Regions from separate parts of the Mus musculus genome. Here region 1 is linked to region 2. A link is a loop called in an ENCODE intact Hi-C map of the cell type or tissue named here. Cell type or tissue: left cerebral cortex. All regions are shown on one strand. Each heading gives the region's core, and the rest is flanking DNA. Links, peaks and the distances in the headings are about the cores only. Region 1 has its middle 38 kb from the start of Gm34921. Region 2 overlaps Gm34983 (a long non-coding RNA gene).

The links. A loop is a pair of places that touch in the nucleus more often than their neighbours do. Peaks named below come from ENCODE experiments on the same cell type or tissue, not always from the same donor. Only the 100,000 strongest peaks of a DNase experiment are listed, where the experiment ranks them.
Region 1: a loop joins it to region 2, with 3 times the contacts of the local background. A loop is called at or near these places in 2 of 42 quality-filtered maps.

The regions. Positions count from the first base shown.
Region 1 is chr10:99,304,098-99,312,791 of GRCm38, reverse strand. No RefSeq gene overlaps it. Among named protein-coding and RNA genes, the nearest start is that of Gm34921, 38 kb to the right of the region's middle. In left cerebral cortex, for the core only: no CTCF peak of the experiment used is centred there; DNase peaks (open chromatin) are centred at 1,589, 2,406, 2,963, 3,787 and 1 more place; H3K27ac peaks cover 3,060 bases.
Region 2 is chr10:99,470,764-99,479,457 of GRCm38, reverse strand. All of the region lies in intron 1 of Gm34983 (a long non-coding RNA gene), which reads right to left. Among named protein-coding and RNA genes, the nearest start is that of Gm35035, 14 kb to the right of the region's middle. In left cerebral cortex, for the core only: a CTCF peak has its summit at 4,899 (motif pointing right); DNase peaks (open chromatin) are centred at 2,991, 4,441, 4,695, 7,236 and 4 more places; H3K27ac peaks cover 2,676 bases.

The sequences.
Region 1 (8,694 bases), core at 467-8,466, 170 kb after region 2:
GAAAGGAAAGGAAAGGAAAGGAAAGGAAAGGAAAGGAAAGGAAAGGAAAGGAAAGGAAAGGAAAGGAAAGAAAAGGCTTGGAATCTCAAGAGTTTCTTCAAGAAGTCTTCCCAATGACCTAACTTTCTCCCACTTGGCCCACATCGTATGTACTATATGATCTCCTGGTAGAACCTTGGGCTAGGGACCAAGTCTTTCACACCTGAGCATTTGGGGAGCACTTAAGATCCACATCATAGTACCATTGACTGTAGAAATGGGCCTACCCCAAAAATACAGTTATCAGAATTTTGCTATGTATCAGAAATTTAAAAAAAAAAAACTTGTAAGAAGATTATAAAATACCAAGAGTTGCTATGGAAGATAAAGTTTTACACATATTGGAAAAAAAAAACTTCCAGAATTTTATTAATTGAAATTAGCAAATACTTTTTGTATATTTACCAGTAGTTGAGGCTTTCCCCTGAATTTTGAAGAACTACTACAGTTTTGTGAATTTATTCAAAATATAGAAGCTATTTGTTTGGAGTGGCTAACAGTAATATTAACCACCCTTATGCTCAATGTTGATAAGTGAGAGATAAACAGACTCAAAGGGACTCTGCTCAGGAAGCTTACATTCTTGTGACGAGAGGAGACAGTAAGAAGGGAAAGAACTGGACAGTGATAAGGGTTTGCAGAGATAATGAGGTTAGTAGTCAGAAGGAATCTCTGAGAGAGTGGTGTTTTGTTTTGCTTTGCTTTGCTTTTAAACAGTAATGGGTGTTGAATATGGGCAGGGCCATATAGATTCCCAAACCTCTTCTTATTCTTTATGTCAAACAAGGGTTCCATTAAGTTTCTCAGGCTAGCCTTGAACTTGCAGCTCAAGCAAGTCTTAAACTGCAACTCCTACCTGCACCTCCAGAGTAGCTACAAGAATAGCCTCTGCCACCAGATCCGCAAGAGTTGGTAGTTAAACCTGGACATGGGTGATACACAAAGGGTTTGCTCTATTTCAGAGATGACAGAAGAACGTTCCAGGCAGCAGGAATGAAGAGTGAAGAGGCCCTAGGGCACGATCCAACTGGGATTGATCACCAAACAGCTGGAGGCTCAGTGCAACTGTCACATCCTGGTCAAGTAAGCAGAAGGATGAGAAATGAAGCCGGAGCCGCGGCCTGTCTGAGCAATGATGAATTCGATGCAGTAAGGAACTGATAAACAAATATTGTTCCTTGGGATGAACATAAAGACGGTTGCCACCGGAACACAGAGGCAACTGATCAAGGCCAGACACAGTAACCCTGACTTGGAGCATTTAAGGATGAGAAGAAATGTGTAGAATAATAAATAATTAATTGCAGCCAGGGATTAGAGTGTGAGAGAAGAGTCAAGGATGAAATGAACCTGTATACATAGGCAAGCTATCCAAATGCCTGAAAAATCTTTCAGCCGAGTGGATAAAACAGTAAATACAGATACCCCACAAAATGGGAATGTAGACTCCGCAAACGAGCCTCAGCAGCCTTGTGTTCTAAGCAGTGGGACTTTCTGATGTCTGCTCGCCAGGCTCCCAGAGAAAAGGCTCTCCTCGTGCTCAGTCACGGGATTCATTTCTGCCCCGGGAAAAGCTTACTCTCTGTGTACCCCCAAATGAAGTCAATGACCCAACACTGGAGTGGCTCGTTTACCTAGTACTCTGTCTCCTCCCCTCCTTTGTCTCTGTGGGCATACGATGTGATACTGCACTCTTAGGTGGCCAGATAACGTGCTAGAGCCAATGCAATGTGGACAGAAGTTACACATGACCCTTCCACACAGAAGCCAGCAAGAGGTTAGCAATGTCTCTTTTCCTTCTGCTTCAGTCACTGTGTTCCAGACAGAGCTACGCCATTAGACAGCAGGGAGCAGCGAGGCAGCCAAGCTGGAAAGCACGCCCTATGGAAGATACATCACTCTGTACATCATTGAGATGTGGGGGCCTTTTGTTGCCGTAGCAAAGATGTACCTATCTGGTCCTGAGTGACACGTTCACACACCGAGACTCCTAGGGCAGGAAGGATAATGTCAGAGATGCAGAGGGCATCTCATCCACCTGCAATTGTCTGTCCGTCACAGCTTACCTCGCTCAAGTGGCTCCCTCAGAGAGTTCACACGAGGGCTGTGGGAACTAAGCATACTGAATTTCAGACGTTCACTCCTTGCTCATGACCAAACAAATTGGTACTAATGACTAACTGCTCCATCCAAAAGGAAAAGAAGAGGGGGAAAAAAGCCAGAGAGAGAAAGAAGGAGAAATCGTGACAGAGATGTAGGCATCCCGCCTGTGCTCGGGTTTCACAGCCCATAGCTATAAATGATACCATTAGAGGAGCACACATTGCCTTAGATGGAAGGCACAAAGAAAAGCACTCTCTCTGATAGTTTAGCAACACATTGAGATTTCATGTCTCAAGGTAAAAATAGGCCTAACAAATGAATTAAATTTGGGAGCTGCGCTGAAGCGAGGAAGGCTGCCATCAAGAAGCACGCCGTGGGAGGAAGGAGAGACATATAAGGTGCAGTGTTCTCTCTGCTGAGGAACGCAGCCGAAGGGCGAGGGGGAAAGGATTTTCCCGAGAGAGAAAAGTAACCTTGGGGAGTCAGAAATGTAAAATACCATGCTTATGAAATCAATAAGGAAAGCAAATCTGAAAACCACTTGCCTTTAGAAAAGATGAGAGCAATCTCACTCAGCACCTACAGTATTCTTGTTTTTCAACATCAGAGGAGGGGGAAAAAGATGCCAAGAAAATAAATACTGAAGGACACTTAAAAGGCACAAACTTCCGGCCTGATTGCTCACGTTTCCGGTTGCGCGGGTCCTTTTCTTTAGTTTCTCTTTAAGTTTCACTAAAACGAACTCATTTCAATTATGTGATTCACAGCCCTGTTTTTAGTGCTTCACAGACATGCAAGTAAATACAAGCCATGTAATGACGTCCAAAAGATAAAAGTCCATCAACGCCTAAGTTTCTTGATGTTGCTGTCTAAGGCACAGCACAGTATATCTCTCCACCCACACGCTATATGTGGGAAGAAGTAGAAAAAAAAAGTCTTATGTTAAAATATACAGTATTTAAATTAGACATGGTAACACATGCCTATAATCCTAGCACTGAAAAGCTGAGTCAGAAGGATTATATATTTGAGGCCATCCCAGGGTAGGTACATAGCAAAACTCTGGAGGGAGAAAATACTTTTTTGCATACTACTTATATCAAAGTATAAGTTTATGACTAACATCAATGTTAAGTTCTTTGAAGATAACTATCATTTCTTGCTTTCCCTTGTATCTCTCAAAGCTGCCTAGCATGTAGAACTTAGCACCCAGTAGGTATTTAATAATTATTTTATACTTAAATGCAATGAGTTCTCCGTCAGTCGGTCTTGCTATAGATGGCTTCCTAGCAATAAAGTATACACTGTTTCAATAGAAAGTTTGCATAAATTTTGCACCAGGTACATAGAGCCTAACTGAATCTAAATCTGTGGCCCTGAAATGTTCCTCAACTACGCGGTGGGCAGAATCAATGAAAAGATTAACTCGGTTCAATTACTTTTCCCAGACAGCTGGAGAACTGCCTGAGAATCCCTCAGTGATGTACCCATGGCTCATTCCCTGAGCTGAGCTCCTAGACATAGGTGAGTCTGTTCCAAGAGATCCAAATAGTTTAGGCACAAAGTTGAGGTGACTCACTGCCATAATCACCGGAAGGTAGAGGAATTGTGTACTCACTGTAGACACGGACCTGGAACAACTTATTCATGGATGTCTCAACCATTCTTGTGGTCATTCTCTCCAAGCATAGAAAAAAATCTAAGTAATTCACCAACCCACACAGGCAACGCTAGCTGTGTATGTTCTCATCTGCCTTGACAAAACAAGAACTCTGTGATTAAATTGTGTATAGTTCTGCTTTGCTGCCTTAAGGCCAAAAAAGAATGTTGGAGGCTGGAGAGACATAGTTTTAATATCACAAACTTTATATTTTACATTTCCTCAGATGCTAGCAGAGACTTCCAGGAGCCTAAAACACCAACTCCAGCCATGGCTTTTCCAAACTGGCTATGAAGACACTCAAAACCAGCACAGGAATTAAGACAGGACAAAGCAGTCTTGGGTTGACACTCTTGTTTGTTCATTTAAAACCATTGCATACACTAGCAAGATTTTGCTGAAAGGGCCCTGATAGAGCTATCTCTTGTGAGACTATGCCGGGGCCTAGCAAACACAGAAGTGGATGCTCACAGTCAGCTATTGGATGGATCACAGGGCCCCCAATGGAGGAGCTAGAGAAAGTACCCAAGGAGCTAAAGGGATCTGCAACCCTATAGGTGGAACAACAATATGAACTACCCAGTACCCCCTAGAGCTCGTGTGTCTACCTGCATATGTAGCAGAAGATGGCCTAGTCGGCCATCAGAGGAAAACGAGGCCCATTGGTCGTGCAAACTTTATATGCCTCAGTACAGGGGAACTCCAGGACCAAGAAGTAGGAGTTGGTGGGTGGGGGAGTGGGTGGGGGAGCGGGTGGGGGACTTTGGGATAGCATTGGAAATGTAAATGAAATAAATACCTAATAAAAATAACAAAATAAAAATAATAAACAGAGCATGCCATGCCATGTATGCTTTTACATGGAATTCAGTGGTCCCGAGACCATTTCTATAAAGTCTATCAGCAAAGCTAAGTTTCAAACTTCCCTTAGAGTAAACTAATTCAGAAAAGGAAACACTGGTGACATTCATTATTTGTCAAAGACTAAGCTGAGCACTAAGTTATAATGGAGACCAAATGCATAGGGTGTTATTAAAAGTATTTAGGAAGGGTGGGGTTGGTTCAGAAGACAAAGAATTTATGGTGCAAGATGAAAATCTTCATTCAGATCTCCAACCCATGTAAAGTTAGATGCAGTGGCATCTTTAACCCCAGCACTGCTCTGGGAAGATGAGAGGCAGGGACAGAAGAGTCACTGGAAGGTCATGGCATTTACAGTAGTAATCAAGAGACCCTCTCTCAAACAAGGTAGAAGATAAGAACCAAAACTTGAGGTTGTCTATCACTCATCAATGTGTGTGCCCACACTAGCATGTGCACACACACACAAACATGTAGGCATCTGCAGTAATGTTGTTAGCAATAGGCCAGTGTTGATAAGTGCACTCACAAGGTCTAATTCTGCAAAAACCTGGACTAACATGGAAAGCTAAGTTGTACTGCAGACTAACAAGAAAGCATCAATTGACTATAGGCTATGGGTATGGATTCATTCTTTTATTTATGAGTTTATTTAGTCAGTAGATCAAATCCCTGTTTTGGGCATTGGGATACTGATGAATAAAATAAATGAGTTTTCCTATCTTGATCCTCACGTTTTATGGACGGAAACAGAATACAAACTAGCAAGCAAATGAAAAATTATACTTTTGGTGCCATTAAACACTATGAAGGCAGATAAACATAAGATCAGAGAAACAAATTAATTGGTGAAATGGGAGGCAAAATAGATAGTAAGCATATTAGGTCAACTATATTTCATCAGAGACAGGAACCACATAGGCACTCTAAGGTTATATTTAATTTCCGTTTTAATTAACAAAGTACTAAAACTTAATCCCAGATTAGCAAATCAAATGAGAGAAAGCACACACCACCATCAACAACAACAAAATAACGGGAATCAACAAACACTGCTTATTGTTTTCTTTATTGAAAGATAACCAATGATCTCAATTCCCTAATATAAAGACACAGAAACAATGGGTGAGAAAACAGAATCCACCCTTCTGCTGCATCCCAGAAACACACCTTAGCATCAAGGACATTACCTCAGGGTAAAAGGATAGAAAAAGATATCCAAAGCAAATGGACCCTAGAAGCAATCTGGTATTGATTGCCATTTTAATCTCTGACACAATAAACTGCAAACCTAACCTAATCAGAAGAAACAGAGAAAGATGCTACATATTCATCAAAGAAAAAAAAATCTACCAAGAGGACATTGTAATCCTTAACATGTATGCACCAAACAAAAGGGCACCCATGTTCATAAAAGAAACACCACTACAGCTTAAATCACACATTGAGCCTCATACTCTTGAGAGTGGGAGACTCCAGTACCTCATATTTGCCAATAGATAGGTGATCCAGATTAAAAAAAAAAAAAAAAAAAAAAAAAAAAAAAAAAAAAAAAAAAAAAAAAAAACTAAACAAAAAAATACGGGGCTGGAGAGATGGCTCAGCTGTTAAGAGCATCGACTGCTCTTCCAAAGGTCCTGAGTTCAATTCCCAGCAACCACATGGTATCTCACAACTATCTGTAATGGGAACTGATGCACTCTTTTAGTGTATCTAAAGACAGTGACAAATGTACTTACATAAAACAAATAAATAAATCTTTTAAAAACAAAAAGACAAGGAAATACTAGAACTAATCGTATAAACCAAATAGACCCAGCAGATATTTATAGAACATTTTACCCAAACACAAAAGATATAATACCTTTTTCTCAGCACTTCACACAACTTTCTCCAAAGCTGAACACACAGTAGGGCACAAAGCAAGTCTCAACAAATAAGTGAAAATTAAAACAATACCCTGCATCCTACCTGACCACAAATTAAAACTGGATATCAGCAACAGAAACAACAAAAATATTACAAACTCAGGGAAATGAAAGAGCCACTAATGAATGAAAAACAAGTCAAGACAGAAATTAAGAAAGAAATCAAAGACTTTCTAGAAATGAATGAAAATTGATATACACATACCCAAACTCACGGGACATAATGAAAGATGTCCTAAAAGGCAAATTCCTTGCACTAAGTGCTTACACTTTAAAAACAAAGGGCACATTTCTGAAATATATACACTGCTATAAAATTATAATCTTATGTATTTTTGGAAGCTAATAGTTTTCAGTTGCTACAATAAGGGGTGGATTTACTCATATTGATACATCTTTTGTGGATCAATCATTTTTAATTCTATGACTCTTTTCTTGGAATGAATGCAACCTTTCATTTATTATTTTGATTAGTATTGAAGATGTTTAGTTGCGTTTCTGTATTTCTAACGTGATTCATAGTATCTATTTTCTGGGCCCTTTACAAGTCTAAATCACCTAGTGAGGTACCTACCAGGTTTGAAGCCAGTATTATTCCCTAAGCCCATGTGATTTCTTCTGCAGAATATAATCATGAGAAAAGAGAGTACCTGGACCAGGAAATGGAGTTTCAACCTTGTTTTCCTCTCGAATTTTAACAGCCTTGGGTCTTATCTTCAAATCCTATCGGCTTTGAATTTATTTTTGTATATGGGGTGACATTAGAATTCATTTCATTGTTCTGCATATAAATACTCAGTTGTCCCTGAACTTGTCATCACCATATACTCCAAAGAAAACTTGATTAAATATCCACCGAGCATCAGAAAAATAAATAAACAAACAAACAAACAAATGGCAAGATCTCATGCTAGTAACCTAACGACACAGCTGAAAGCTCTAAAACAAAAAAGGATAAATCACACCCAAAAGGAGTCGATGGCAAGAAATAATCACACTCAGTAGCAGCAACCAATCAAATAGAAACAAATGAACAAAGAAAAATGTACAAAGAATCAATGAAAGGAAGAGTTGGTTTCTTTGAGAAAATCAATAAGATTGGCAAAGCCTTACCCAAATTAACTAACAAGCTGAGAAAGAAGAAATTAACAAAATTGGATGAAAAGAGGAACATAATAAAAGACACCAAGGGAATCCAGAGAAACCTGAACCCCATCAAACTGGAAAAAAAGTTTAATAAAAGAAATGGCTAATTTCCTCCAATACATACCACTTATCAAAGTTAAATCAAGATCAGATAAGCAATTTAAACAAGCCTATAACCCTCTGTGAATAGAAGCAGTAATTAAAAATCTCCCAACCCTTAAAAGAAATAAGCCCAGGGCCAGATGGTTTTAGTGCAGAATTTGACCAGACTTCGTTTTTTTTTTTAACTTTTTTATTTATTTAATGTATGAGTGCTCTCCAGAAGAGAGCATCAGATCCCATTGCAGATATTGTAAGCCATCACATGGTTGCTGGGATTTGAACTCAGGACCTTTGGAAGAGCAGCCAGTGCTCTTAACTGCTGAGCCGTCTCTCTGGCCCCTTGACCAGAATTTCAAAGAAGAATAATGGAATAGTCTTTAAATTATTCCACAAGATAGAAACAGAAAGAATATTGTCCAGTTCCCTTTTAACATTGCCATAGTTAGTCTGATACCTAAACCAAATAAAGACCCCAAAAAAGAGAATTACAGACCACTTTCCCACATAGATGCAAAAATTCTCAGTAAAATACTTGCAAGTCAAATCCAAAAAAGATTGTTCTCCATGATCAAGTTGGCTTCATCCCAGAGATCCAGGGATGGTTTAATACAGGAATGGATAAATGTAATCTATCACATAAGCAAACTGAAACACAATCTCCTTAGCTTCAGAAAGGCAAATATGGTATGTATCCACTTACATGTAGATATTAGCTATGAGCTGTAAGCAAGTCAGTGGTAGACAAGATACCGTCTATAGAGCTAAAGGTTAAGCACAGCAGAAGGAACGGGGGGTGGAGGCACAAATAGGCTGTTCTAGGACAGGGAAATAGATGTAGGATGGAGACTGGTATGG
Region 2 (8,694 bases), core at 147-8,146:
ATATTAGCAATTATCAATGTTATGGAAATATGTACAAGTTACTTTCATGTCTACAGAGTTATTAATGATTTTGCTCATGCATGTGGCTTAGTTATGTTTCTATTGCTGTGAAGAGACACCATGACCAAGGCAACTATAAAAGAGAGCATTTAGTTGGATGTGCTTGTAGTTTCAGAGGGTGAGTTCATGTTCATCATGGCAGGGAGTATGACAGCAAGAAGACGGGCATGGCCCTGGAGCAGTGGCTGAAAGGTTGAAATACAACCACAAGGGGCTGAAGAGATGGCTCAGTAGTTAAGAGCACAGATTGCTCTTCTGAAGGTCGTGAGTTCAAATCCCAGCAACCACATGATGGCTTACAACCATCCGTAATGAGATCTGATGCCCTCTTCTGGGATGTCTGGAGACAGCTACAGTGTACTTACATATAATAAATAAATAAATCTTTAAAAATAAAAAGGGAAAGAAAGAAATATACCCACAAGGCACAGAGAGAGAAACAACTGAGAATGGTGTGGACTTTTGAAACCTCAAAGCCCACCCCTAATGACACATCTCCTCCAACAAGGCCACACCTCCTAATCCTTCCCAAACAATCCCACCAATGTGGACCAAGCAGTTATGTGTAAGTCTATGGGACCATTCTCACTCAAACCAGCACAAATGGTAAGGACTAGATTTGAATTTTGCAGGATTCTGTAGACATAATGGTCAATTCAGAGTTGTCATCAGTTTATGATATTTAAGAAAGAACATTCAGGACTAGAAGGGTGGCTTGGTGGTCAAGAGCACTTGTTGACTTTACAGAGGATGTGAGTTTAGTTCCTAACATGGTAGTTCATAGCCCTCTGTAACTCTAGTTCCAAGGGATCTTAATCCTTCTTCTGACATTCAAAGGCACCACCACGTATGCACATGGCACATAAACATACATGCAGACAAACACACACACAAAATAAAATGAATAAATCTAAACAAAAATTTTTAAAAATAAATCAAGACTCACTTGTATTCCCCAAAAAAAAAAAAAAAAAAAAATGAAGCAGGTAGTTATTGTAGTTGGAAGAATACAGCAAATTATGTTCCCTCATGACATGGAAAGATGGCAGTACTGGGTACGTTGGCAGGAGATTGTGTCCCATCAGTGAGTTGGGGGGTGGGGAGGAAATAGTCATGTATATAAATGGAGTTTGTAAACACGGTGAAGGAGGAGTCAGCTAAGCTATCAAGCATCAGGGACTGAGTGTTCATTGAGCCAAATGTTTACTCAGAAATGGAAATGTAATTCAACATCAAGCACTATGTAATGAATTACTAAAGAAGGCTAGCTAGAAGCACAAAGGTGTTCCTGAAGATTGAGCCGTTATGCCTTATCGCATCCACAGCCTTGGCAGGCAGTAGGCACTTAGCAAATACTGGGGGCAGAATAAATGAATATAGGCTGGGAGTGAGAATATTGTTATTGTTGTTATATAAAGTTGTTATATAATCATAAAAAAATTCAGTATTTTAACTGCGTGTTTCTTGAAAGAGTGGGGGACGTTATGTTCATGAGCCTGTATCATAACATCTTTCAAGTTTTGTAATGCCAGTGGCTTGCACATGAAAATTTCATGCATTTTTATAGTAATGAATCTTATGAAATTAAAATAAATCCAGTGCTTTGAACTGACAAGGAAGTGTGGCACATTCAAATGCATCAACTTGATATTTTCTCTAGAGGACGTCATCTCCATTTGAAAAACACTGGTTATGGGCCTGGGGAGATGGGTAGCTCACTGGTTAAAGTGCCAAGCATCTATAAGCCCAGTGCTGAGGGGAGGTAGAGATAGCCACATCCCTAGAGCTTCCTGACGAGTTAGCCCTGCATTTAGGGGAGACCCTATCTCAAAACTTCAGGTGGAGAATGATTTAAAAAATATAGCTGACTTCAGTTCCCAACCCCCACATTTTTATGCACACAAGCACACACACGTGAACATATATAAATATGTCAAACACACACACATGCAAAATGCAGAAAAGCAAAGTCAAGCTATCATGCTTTCTGTAAACGCTGAATCACAAAGACTTGCTCTGGTACTAAACCGGATGAAATGAGAACCTGTTTCTAAGACCTTCCATGACACAGGTTTTCAGGCAATTTTACTGAGAGCCAATTTCAGGGTAACGGTGCATATTTTTAAAATAAACAAAACATAAGATTATTTTACTATATTAGAAGAAAAAATAAGAGGAAAGAGTCCCCGAAATAAGTTTGTAAATTGAACAACCAAACGGACCATACAGTTCCACGCCTAAACCAAAAACACCAAATTGCATATTTTTCAAAGGTGAATGTTGTGGTATCTATTACATGCTAATCAGTTTTTTTTTTTTCACTAGAAGAGACTAGAGCTCCAGAGAACAAAAATACCAATGTGTTATTTGGACCAATCTCAAAAGACGAAAGCGTCACTGCCAACCTTCACGGTATAGTCACTGCAAATGTTTCCAGTCCCACCTCGCACCCATGCCAAGTCAGGAGTATAAAAATGTTGGTAGTATTAATAGTCTTTGGTATTTCCAGCGTTGGTACTTAAATTCTAGCTAGGGATCCCCTGCACATTCCTCAACACAACCATGAGAATTATCTTCGTACTAAATGCCAGCTAGGTCTTTATAAAAAGGGTCTTTTCTCAAACCTCTATTGTTTGTCAGGGCCACATATTTGATTATAGGACACAGAATACACACTTGCCTATAGGTGTTTCCTATGGGTGGGGGGACCCTTTGTGGGACAAAAGAACCATGAATCCCAAAGAAAACTTCAGAAAACTTAGCAGTATATGTTTCTTCACAGACCCAATAGGAAAGCACCGATGGATGCTCTCTTTGAAAGAGATTCAGTAAGATAAACCCAAGAATAGATAAGGGCTCCTCAAAGGAGAACCACAACTGATTGTCCTAGCATTAGTGATGTATGTTATATTGCTGGGTTCAGAGCATGTCTTTTCCCTATAAATTTAGTTTCTGGTAAGATTCCCAGAAAGCTGGGTGTTTATAGCTGAGATGGGAGAAAGACGTCAAGCAGTTGTTAATTGGGCCAGAATCCCTGCTTCTCCGCTGGTACAAGGCATCGGCATGATTCCCGGGTGGGGGTGGGGGGCCCTTCCCTCTCACCGCTCCATAACTGTCCCTGTCTCCCTGGTCCGCCTCAGATAGGAATTATCTCCAAGGATTCATCTCCTTGAATTCTCCCTGCTCTGTTTGTTTTCCACTTGACATCACACATAATGTTTTTCTCTCCTAGTCACCACACAAAATATCATCCCATTACTATTGCATTTCAAAATCAGCGAGATGCCCTATTTTTAATAATAATCTTAATTATCAGTGATAATTACAATCTGTTGCAAAATGAGTCCAAAAACTCAAGACATCCCGATAATTTATAGTAACTCGTTCTGATCACAATGAGCCAAGATACAGTTTTTAAATATACATTTTTCTTTACGATTTATTTTTTAGATGTATTTATTTATTTGTTTGTTACTTATTTATGTATATGGATTGTGTGTGTATATTGGCATACCAGAAGAGGGCATTGGGTCCCCTGAGACTACAGCTATCGATGGTTGTGAACCATCATGCAGGTGCTGGAAATTGGACTGAGGACCTGTGGATGAGCATCCAGTACTATTAACGACTGAGTCATCTCTCCAACCCTCCCTTAAGGTATATTTTTAAAACATCTCTTTTATTAAAGAGATAGAATCAAAGGTGTGGTAAACATTTAATAAACACAAAAGGTATCTTTGAAAATATGTTGGATTTTTTTTACACTTGTTTATTTATGTATGCATTTGAGACAAGGTCTTGCTACGGAGCCAACATGGATGGAAATCATGGTCCTGCTGCTTCGTGCAGTTTGCCAAATTCTGAGGTGACATGGATAACCCGCCACATTCTGTTTGAATCCCATGAAGAAGACAAAATAAAATCGCTTCTCAGAGAAGTCCCCACCAACCGAGAGCGTGAGTGGAATAATCCAGTTCCAACCATGCACATCCACAGGCTGGCAAGTGGGGGTCGGGGGGGGGGGGCGGTCGGGGCAGGCTAGCAAGCGGGGGATGGGGGGGGGGGAGATGCTTCACGTAAGGAAGACGTAGCCAGGCTGCACATCATGTGACTTGCCTACACTAAAAGCAGACCTTGGCGAATACTGTGCCGCAATAATATAATTCCGGAAGGAAAAAGTCACCCGTCAATAATCACCAATAAATGTTCCTTTTCCTGAAGTGCAGAGTTCCATACTAAACAGTATGAACTAAGGAATTGAGAAGTCACAGCCTTTCCATTGCCTGAAACCCCAATTTAAGTCTCTCAAATCACGAAGCAAAACAGGGTTATTCTATGCCCCGCTCCCGCCTCCAAGTTCAACAGGAAGTGCCAAAGAAAAATCTGTTCTTAGAAGACTGGGCAACCAGAAGCTAAAGGATTTCCATTAAACTGTAGCAAATAGGACTGTTCCCCTGAGATTTCTAACCTAATTAGTCAGGCGAAAGCACCTTTCAGATATCTTTCTGCTCATGTGTTTAGAGATGATTTTAACAAAAAAAAAGAAAGAAAAAAGAAAAGAAACTGAACGTATTTCTCCGGCTGCTATCTATGGAACACAGCCTGTGCCACTTGAGGTAGGAGTCTAACAAAAGCAGACTGGGATGAAAATTAGAGTCCTCAGCAATGCAGACGTTGCCAGGCAGCTCTGGCTTAAAATAGTAATGGCTCGCTGCTCCATCGCTAGCTGACCCTCGATAGAGTGGGTCAAGTGTAGACGCAGGAAGGAATGACACTAGTTTAATCAAATGGATTTTTTTAAAAAGATTTATTTATGTCATTTATATGAGTACACTGTAGCTGTCTTCAGACACACCAGAAGAGGGCATCAGATCCCGTTACAGATGGTTGTGAGCCACCATGTGGTTGCTGGGAATTGAACTCAGGACCTCTGAAAGCGCAAGCAGCCAGTGCTCTTAACCGCTGAGCCACTTCCCCAGCCCACTGAATGGGATTTTCAATAATAACAAGTGAATCCTGGACCACAGTCAGTTACGTCACATGAAAAAGAGATGTTGAATGTTGAACACGCTTTGCTCCGAGGTGCCAACTCAAACTGCCTTCCAAACAGCTAAGCCCAGTTCAGCCTATTGGATAAGGTGTGATCTCATCTGGATGTTGGTCTCAGCGTTTGTGTTTGTGTTTTTATTACACCATATAAGCTGCACACACACGCATACACACAAATACGTATAAAAATTTAAGTAACTAAGTAAACGGTGCATCCCAAGCCAAGAAGTAGAGCACACTAGCCCCGAAGTCTCCTTTCCCATCGCTATTTGAGCTGGCCACGTTCTCCATCTTCTTCATCAGTGGTAATGGTATAGTTATACACACATTCCGGCACAATCGTTTCCTCTTACTCATTTCCATTTCCTCAGAACAGAAACGCGGTGCAGGCAGATTGTAGAGTATGACTTCTCTGTCTAACTGTAAGGACACTCAGCGATGTTGCCTGTGATTGTCATGCATTTACTTACATTACTGATCAATATTCTAAAGTCTTTCCAGTACACACAGATGGAGTGCATTGTACAAACATGACTTGTGATGTTTTTATCCTGGAAGTGATGGAGCTCTGTTTGTGTGTGTGTGTGTGTGTGTGTGTGTGTGTGTGTGTGTGTGTGTGTGTGTGTGTTTCCTTTGGTATGATCATATATCCAAAAACTAGAGAATCTAGTCATTTCATGCTTATAGTTACAAATTTTCCTCCAATTTTTAATTGAGGTATCCCATATCTTCTTGTATCTTCTGGTCTGTATCATTTCCTAGTCAGTATCTCCCTGGCTGGTGTTTTGGACATCCTGCTCCCGTGTGCATTTCCTGGTCCATTTGGACTTACTTCACTGTGGTGATGATCAAACCCTATCAGTTCTGCTTCCGTTCTTATCAGTCACTTACACAGCCCGCAAAGGCTGGGATGCCTTTTTTATTAAATCTACTGCTTAATGTTATAAAGAGAGATTTTTACAATCCAGGCCTGTATCTACTCCTTAAACGCATTAATGATGAATTTACACCAGAATAAAAGATGAAACTTGAGCTCTTCCTGCCACAAAATAGAAACAGTTTAGCTCAGAAATTCAAGGCCTAGGCTCCATCAATGCAGGCATTATGATCTCTTAACATATTGAATTGCTTTCTATTTTCTGAATGTAGTTGCAGACTTTGATATTGCAGCTAACACTAGGATTCTCTCGTCCCCTAACTGAAAGAGCCCTAAAATTACAGAGGGAGAAAGATGCAAGATGTTACTATGTTTCTTTCAGAGGCATTCTTCAACTATTTACCCAACATGCCCCAAGGTCAAGGGCAAGCTACACTGTCACTGAGAAAAAGCCTTTTCTCATAGAATCTCTGACCTGCAGGAATGCGGCCTGTTCTGAGAAGTCCTGGGTGTGCCCAGCAGAGAATCTCCCTCCCTTCTCTGGGCGCTGATCTTTTAAGCCTTTTGGGTCCTTTGGCTTGTGGCTGTAATCTGTCTGTTTTCATTGTCTTTCCATTACAAAGCAAAAGGAAAATCAAATACGTAGAAATACTGTTATAGAAAGGTCAATAGACTACTTACATTTTTCAGATATAAACAAATAAAAATGTGCATTTATTTCTTTCTTAAATCCACAGGTAGAATTCTGAAAGTAACCTGGCAGCCAGCCAGTCTAGACAATCAGTGAGTTCCTGATTCTGTGAAAGACTGTCTCAAAAAAGGAGAGAATGACGGAGGAAGACAGTTGCCCTTTGCCCTTGACTTGCACACATTGCCAAATGCACATGTGCAGATGCATATGAACAATCATGCCAATTATGCACATATATACAAGGCGGGAGGAGGGAAGGAGAGAGGTGGTTAAGTCCTGCAAATACTTTTTTTTTTCTCTTTGAGAAAGGATCTTGGAAAAGTCGGGGCTACAGACCATCGCCACCCCATAGCTTTTACGTGGGTGCTAGGAATACGAACTTACATCATCAGGTTTGATGACTGTGTGTCAGGTACTCAATGATTGAAGCACATTTTCCAATTCCAAGCATCCTTCTTTAAGCGCAGAACTACAAAGGTCATACAAAGATGAGAGCAGCCAAAGGCAATATTGGAAAGGAATTGTTCAAAAGCCAGACCTTCCCAGGGATTTCCGTTTTAATTCTCTTCTTGCTACCACAGCTGCTGTTATTGTCAAAATGAATACCAGGGAAGCACAAAGTGTATAAATGAAAGAAGTCCTGTGAGGTATGATATAAAAACAGCAATTGTTACTGAGGGAAAAATAAAGCCAACTGTTTAGCTGAACGGGATGATGCATTTAGTCAGAACAGTGCTGCAGGGAGACAGCCTAGGGTCTTCAAGAAGCACTTTAGGGAGGTTTAATTGTCTGGAGTGCATTGACACATGTACACTCTCAGAGGTGTCTGTATGGGGACGATTTCCTAATGGATAGCTGCATCTATATCCCTAACAAACATCTGTGACAACAAAAACATTGTCTTTTTTTTTTCCTTTTTGGTTTGTGTTTGTTTTTGTTTGGCTTTGGAGACCAGTTTTCTTTGTGTGGATCTGGCTGTCCCTGAACCCCCCAGGCTGGCCTCAAACTCAGAAATCTGCCTGCCTCCGCCTCCAAAATCCTGGGATTAAAAGCATATGCGTCTACCACCAGGCTGACAAAACATTTTCAGTTGTGCACCATAGTGAATTACTGTGTTCTCTTTGCCTTTATATCTGTCTCATATTTTACAGGATAGCTAGTGAAACATTATACTCCTAGCCTAAAGTGAATATTTGTTGAGTGAATACATAAACTCAGTAGCCTAAATTTTATCCCATTTTGAAGATTTAATTTGAATGGGAGTACATACCTGTGGTTTTTAAAAAAGAAAAGCCATAAAAAACTTCTAGGGCTGTAGGCTAAAGCTTTGTAGGCAAGAAACGGTTTGAATGAAGTATAAAATAAGATGTTTGTTTTTCTGGTTTTCCAGTAATTGCTGTGGCCCTGTATTAACAGTGTTAGTGTAATGTATACTCTGCTATCCTCACACTGGTGACCAGATCATCAAGTCTGATGAGTCCCCCAGGGAAGATGTTAATTTATTCAAGTTTACTTGACTTGGAAGAAATGTTCTCATTTCCCCTAATGTGACAATAAGTTATGTCCTTCTCTGCCATAGACTCTCAGGTAGCGTGGGTACCCAATACGGTGAAGTTTTAAACTTTATTAAATTATTTTATTCTTATATGTCTATCTATGTCTATATGTCTTATATGTCTATACAAACCATCTGTGATGGTTTGTATGTGCTTAGCCCAGGGAGTGGCACTTTTAGAAGGTGTGGCCCTGTGGAGTAGATGTGGCCTTGTTGGAGTAGGTATGTCACTGTGGGTGTGGGCTTTAAGACCCTCATTCTACCTGCCTAGAAGTCAGTATTCTGCTAGCAGCCTTCAGATGAAGATATAGAACTCTCAGCTCCTCCTGCACCATGCTTGCCTGGACAATGATATGTTCCTGCCTTGAAGATAATGGACTGAACCTCTGAACCTGTAAGCCAGCCCCCATCAAATGTTGGAGATATATATATCGCCTTGGTCATGTCTGTTCACAGCAGTAA